Linked DNA regions of Homo sapiens: region 1 is linked to region 2. Evidence: read pairs that join two places in POLR2A ChIA-PET (ENCODE). Cell type or tissue: Panc1. All regions are shown on one strand. Each heading gives the region's core, and the rest is flanking DNA. Links, peaks and the distances in the headings are about the cores only. Region 1 holds the start of OR10AD1 (olfactory receptor family 10 subfamily AD member 1). Region 2 has its middle 12 kb from the start of ZNF641.

The links. Peaks named below come from ENCODE experiments on the same cell type or tissue, not always from the same donor. Only the 100,000 strongest peaks of a DNase experiment are listed, where the experiment ranks them.
Region 1: POLR2A ChIA-PET joins it to region 2 with 10 read pairs; 9 of 35 experiments call an interaction of 5 or more read pairs at or near these places.

Annotation. Positions count from the first base shown.
Region 1 is chr12:48,201,632-48,204,447 of GRCh38, forward strand. It overlaps OR10AD1 (olfactory receptor family 10 subfamily AD member 1), which reads right to left and starts at 1,661. Exons shown (of 1, transcript NM_001004134.1): 1 at 708-1,661. The coding sequence starts at 1,661. The coding sequence ends at 708. All of the region lies in intron 1 of LOC102725258 (a long non-coding RNA gene), which reads left to right. In Panc1, for the core only: no CTCF peak of the experiment used is centred there; no DNase peak of the experiment used is centred there.
Region 2 is chr12:48,361,748-48,364,563 of GRCh38, forward strand. No RefSeq gene overlaps it. Among named protein-coding and RNA genes, the nearest start is that of ZNF641, 12 kb to the left of the region's middle. In Panc1, for the core only: no CTCF peak of the experiment used is centred there; no DNase peak of the experiment used is centred there.

The sequences.
Region 1 (2,816 bases), core at 90-2,589, 160 kb before region 2:
TTAACCTCCCAGGCTCAAGCAATCCTCCCACCTCAGCCTCCTCAGTAGCTGGGACTACAGGCATGTGCCACCACACCCAGTTCATTTTTTAAATTTTTTGTAGAGATGGGTCTCCCTATGTTGCCCAGGCAGGTCTCAAACTCCATCCTCAGCCTCCCAAAGTGCTGAGATTACAGTCATGAGCCACTGCGCCCAGCCCTTTTTTTCTTGCTTCTTTACCTACTTTTCACAGGAATTGGGTAGATGAGGGTAGACCCAGGAAGTGAGAGTGGAATTTGAGAAAGAAAAACAGTAAAATGAAGAGCTGAAAAATAAAAGAGTTTATTTCTAAATGTATGTACGAAACTCAGGTTGGGGGACTAGCATGTAAAGGTATATACAAATAAAATGGAGTTAAGTGCACTTATTTATTGAATCCTGTTGTGAGAACTTAAGAGGAAAAGAAACTGAGGAAAAAAACTAAGGAAAATCCGAAATTCTCCCGAGGAAGGTCCAAGAAAAAACAATGTGGAAGTGAAGTCAGAGAGATAACATCAGGACATTGGACATCAGGAGGAACTTTCAGGTCTGATTCTAGTGCCAAGGAAGCCATGAACGCTCTTTCCTGGAGCCTTTCAGCATAGGAGAGTTACTCATCTGCCAGGGCTGGGGATGGGGTAACTCTCCCATTCCCCAGGTGAAGGAGCTTTCCTTTCAGGGCCTTCCTGCTAGACAGACTGTGGCTGGGCCAGCCTGGTTCTTCCAAGTGCCCTCACCATGGCCTCCTTAATTTCCTTGTTGCGGAAACTATAAATGATGGGGTTGCACATGGGGGTAATGATGGTGTACAGGAGGGAGAAAGGTTTGTCTTTGTCAGGCCCATGTGTGCTGTGGGGGTTCATGTAAGAGAACATAGCTGAAGTGTAGAGAAAGATGACCACAGTCAGGTGAGAGGCACAAGTAGAGAAAGTCTTCCCCCGACCTGAGGAGGAGGCTTTGCTGAGGATGGTGGCCAGGATGTGCACATAGGAAGTGACAGTGAGCACCATGGGGCTGAGAATTACCACGATGGCATCGGCAAAGATTGCCCACAGACTAAACTGAGGGTCCCCACAAGAGAGGCCAATCACTATGGGGGCCTCACAGAAGAAGCTTTCTATGTGGTTGTCTCTGCGGAAGGGCTCTCGGAATGAAATATACTCGAGAAAGATGCCATTGATCAGCCCAAAGAACCAGGCAGTTCCCACAAGCCTGACACAGACCTTCTGGCTTATGATCGGGACATAGTTAAGTGGGTAGCAGATAGCAACATAACGGTCATAGGCCATGAAAGCCAAGAGGATGCACTCGGCCACACCAACACAGAAGACAAAGTACATCTGGGTCATGCAACATACAAAGGAGACAATGTGGTCCCTGACCACGAGGTGGATCAACATCTGTGGGATGGTAGTGGTGATGAAGCAGACATCCAGGAGAGACAGATGGCCGAGGAAGAAGTACATGGGGCTGTTGAGCTTGGGGTCTGTCCAGGAGGTGATAAAGATGATGAGGCCATTCATGGCCATGGTGAGGCTGTAGAGGGCCAAGAAGAGGGCAAAGAGCAATGCTCGTGTGGAAGTGGAGCTCTGCTGAAAGCCCACGAGGATAAATTCCGTCACTATGCTGCCATTCCTTAGCATCTGGGGCCTGTTTGAGGAGGAAAGATGATGGGAAAAGCACAAGGGTATAGCTGTGGGGTAATAGAAGGTACCCACTTGGTCCCAGAAGCCCAATTATAAAACAGGATGGATGAATGGTGGTCAACCTTTTGGAACTTAGTAAACTAGTAATTTGGCAGTGTTACGGGGTGGTGAAAATGCCAGGGTCATCACAGGCTGCATACATAGAATCATAATATCAACAGATGAAGAAAGTGCTGGTTGTAATGTTCTTTACTCTGGTTTCATCAGGCATCAAGTGAAGTATTGCATCTGCTCCAGAGCCCTCAATATTGAAGGATTAGCCATTAACCAGGATGTATTCAGAGGTGAAAAAATAAGATAATTGGGTCTGGGACCATGCCAACTGAGGAAAAGTTTTAGGAATTGAAGAATGGAGTGTGTGAGGGAAAGGGCTGGTGGCTATCAGGTTATAGAAGATTGTATTTAGGAAGCACTTGAGATATTTGAAGGTGTATTTTTCTAGAAGCAAAAATGCTCAACCTCTGTGTACCTAATTTAAAATGATGAATGGGTTGAAGTTTCAGGGAAAATAAAAACATTCTAATCCTCACAATTGTCCCTCAGCTAACAGTGATTTGCACCTTTTTGGAGACAGTCATGTCAAGCTCTTCCCAGTCACCCACCTCTTCCCAGACTCACTCGCCCAGCAGTTGCTGCTGCTACCGCAGCCACCCATGCTGTGCATGCTGGAGCTGAGGGCTGGGTGGGGGCTCATGCATGCCTTCCTAATAGGAGATGGTTTTCCTCCTGGGGCTGGAATTTACGGTTACACACAATTGGGTGGAAAGGATCCAACCATCCCTGTGTGAAAAGGGAAGCTATGAGCAGGGCATATATCTAACCTTTCTAGAATGGACCTTCAGAGAACTTTCAACTGTCTCTTTGTCTCTGGCAACAAATCTTGTTCTTTTTCCATTTTCAAAGAATGAGCGGTCACAATTCTTATGCTCTTATCTCTCTATTGTAACTTTTAGGAAGTTGTTATGTTCATATTAAGTCTGTCTTATACTTTTCATGTTGTTTTGGAGCTAAGATGTATCAGATCCCTTCCACCTTCAGATGCTTATACTTTTTTTTTTTTTTTTAAGAATTTATAGAGACAGGTACTCACTA
Region 2 (2,816 bases), core at 64-2,563:
ATGAAAAGAGAAGAATGGTGAACTATAAACTGGTTTTTGAAACTTGTGCTCAGAAGTGATACCTGTGACTTTTTTTCCAAAGTAAGTCACATGGCCACATTTGAGTCAATCAGGACAGAGATAAATCATCCTCTTACAGGGAGGTGCGTTGAGATTACATGGTGAAACCTGAGATCAATGGGGTGGGGAGAAAGTATAATTCTTCCCCAGGAGGGTTAGCAAATATTTTGAAGAGTAATACAATCTTCCATGTTATTAATGAAATTATTGGTCAGCAAGGAGGTCAGAACCTACTTTTCACCACTTTCTGTCCCCTCTCCTTCTCCAGAGAAATGCAAATAAACTGCTTTTGACTGAGAAATAGAACAAGAGTGACACTTGACAGTTTATCTGTCACAGGCCATAGCAGTGAATAGTCAGGCTTCAGAGTATCCTGAAGAGATGAACAAAACTCGGGGTCATACAGTCCCCAATGTGAAATATAGCCTCTTTGATTTATTTGCTTCTTGCTAGGATACCTTCCCAATAGGAGTTTTCAAATAAGGTGGCAGTTTGGTAAATTTTCTGAGGTTTTCTATCATTTAAAATATTGGGCCCTAACTTTTAAGAGAGAGTATCACTGGACACATATTCATAGTTTTGAAATTTATTTTCTTCAAGACTTTGGAAATTTTATGTTACTCTCTGTATCTGATGTTACTTTTGAAAAGTCTGATTTCAATCTGATATTTTTTCCTTAATAGGCAGTTCTTCATCTCTACAAACATTTTTAGAATCTTTTAGGAACACCTTATTTGTCTTAGAAGTCCTCAAGATTCATTTTAAGTGTTTAAGTGGTTTTCTTTATTTGTTATGTTTATCTGTCTTGTATCTAACTTGGAACTCTGAGTACTTTTAATCCTAGTTTGTTTTTTTCTGTTTTTACTCCATATGAATTTTTTTCTTTACAGCTTTATTGAAATATAATTATTGTACAATAGACTGCATATATTTAAAGTGTGTAATTTGATGGGTTTTGACAGATATATGTACCCATGAAACCATCAATGCAATCAAAATAATGAACATTTCCATCACCTGCAAGTGGTAGATTATTATTTCTTTAAATATGCCTCAGTCATTTTTTTTTCCTTCTTCCTCCAGGATGGTTATTGAAAATTTTTTGTTTTTGCATTTCTCATCTTTTCATTTTGAATTGTTCATATTTTGTCCATCTTGGTGTTATCTAGAAGAGCTTTTCAACTAGATCTTTCAGCTCAATAATTAACTTTTTGGTTATATTATTTTACTATTTGTCTCAACTATTTATTCATTTTAACCATTATATATTTTCTATTTTAATTATGAAGTATACATAAAAAGACTATATGTAATGTCTGTATGCAGTAAGAATGAAGATAATTGGACCTCAGTGTATCTCACCCAGATGAAGAAATAAAACAACAACTCCTCACTCCTTCCTATAATAACCATTACCCTGAGTTTTGAGTTTATGGTTTCCTTGTATTCTTTTTATAATTTTACCTCAAATGTGTGCATTCCTAAACAATAAATTTAGTTTTGCACATTTAAAAATACTACATAAAAGAAATAATAACACATGTATTATTCTGTGATATGTTCTGTTCTCTCAAAATTATATTAGATGAAAACAATATTTGACAAAGTGGACATAGCAAATCAGTGGGAAAGGGAAGAGCTATAAAATAAATGAAACAGTTGGTATTATTTGGAGAAAATAAAGTTGGTTCTTATATCAATGTACACAAAATCAATTCTAGATGGATTACAGTCTTAAAATGTAAAAAACATGTTAAAGGTTTCCTACAAAATACAGGGAAATATATGTTTGGTTTACACTGTCAGCTTTGTCATCAATTTTTTTTTTTTTTTTTTTTTTTTTTTTTTTTTTTTTTTTGAAACAGAGTCTGGCTCTGTTGCCAGGCTGGAGTGCAGTGGTGCGATCTTGGCTCACTGCAACTTCTGCCTCCTGGGTTCAGGCAATTCTCCTGCCTCAGCCTCCCGAGTAGCTGGGACTACAGGCGTGTGCCACCATGCCCAGCTAATTTTTGTATTTTTAGTAGAGACGGGGTTTCACCATGTTGGCCAGGATGGTCTCGATCTCCTGACCTCATGATCTTCCCACCTTGGCCTCCCAAATGCTGGGATTACAGGCATGAGCCACTGCTCCCAGCTGTCATCAATTTTTCAAGTGTATACTCGTTTATTTCTGGCCTAGTCTCTATTATGATCTCATTGGTTTATTTATCTCATTGCAAATACCATATTATCCTTATTATAAAACTTTATGATAAATTTTGATATATAAGAAGGAAAATCTGTTCATCTTATTATTATTCAGGGTTATATTGACTTCTTAATTTTATGTTCTATCTAAACTTTAGAGTGAGTTTGTCAAATTTGCAGATACTATGATATCTTTAACTTTAAAATGCTTAAGCGTAGCAGGATATTATATTGTGTTAGTTACTTTACACTATACTGTAAGGGAGGTCAACTGTCCTAATCTGGAATATATGCTCATAGTGTGGTTAATTAGCATGTAAGTGACACATTACAGTCAAGAACTACAAGCACTTTTAACTGTATTTCTCATTATTCCTTGAAGCACTTTCAGTATGGATTGCCTCATTTATTTCTGATGCAAAAAAGTAGTAAGGTTTTCACCTTTTCAAAATAGATGTGTGGTGGAGGATCGCATAGCATAACTCCATAACTAAAGAACATTAACATCAGAGCATGGTGCTAATTATAGCAGAAAACAGGCTGCACTCAGAAATAGAGATATATTGTGA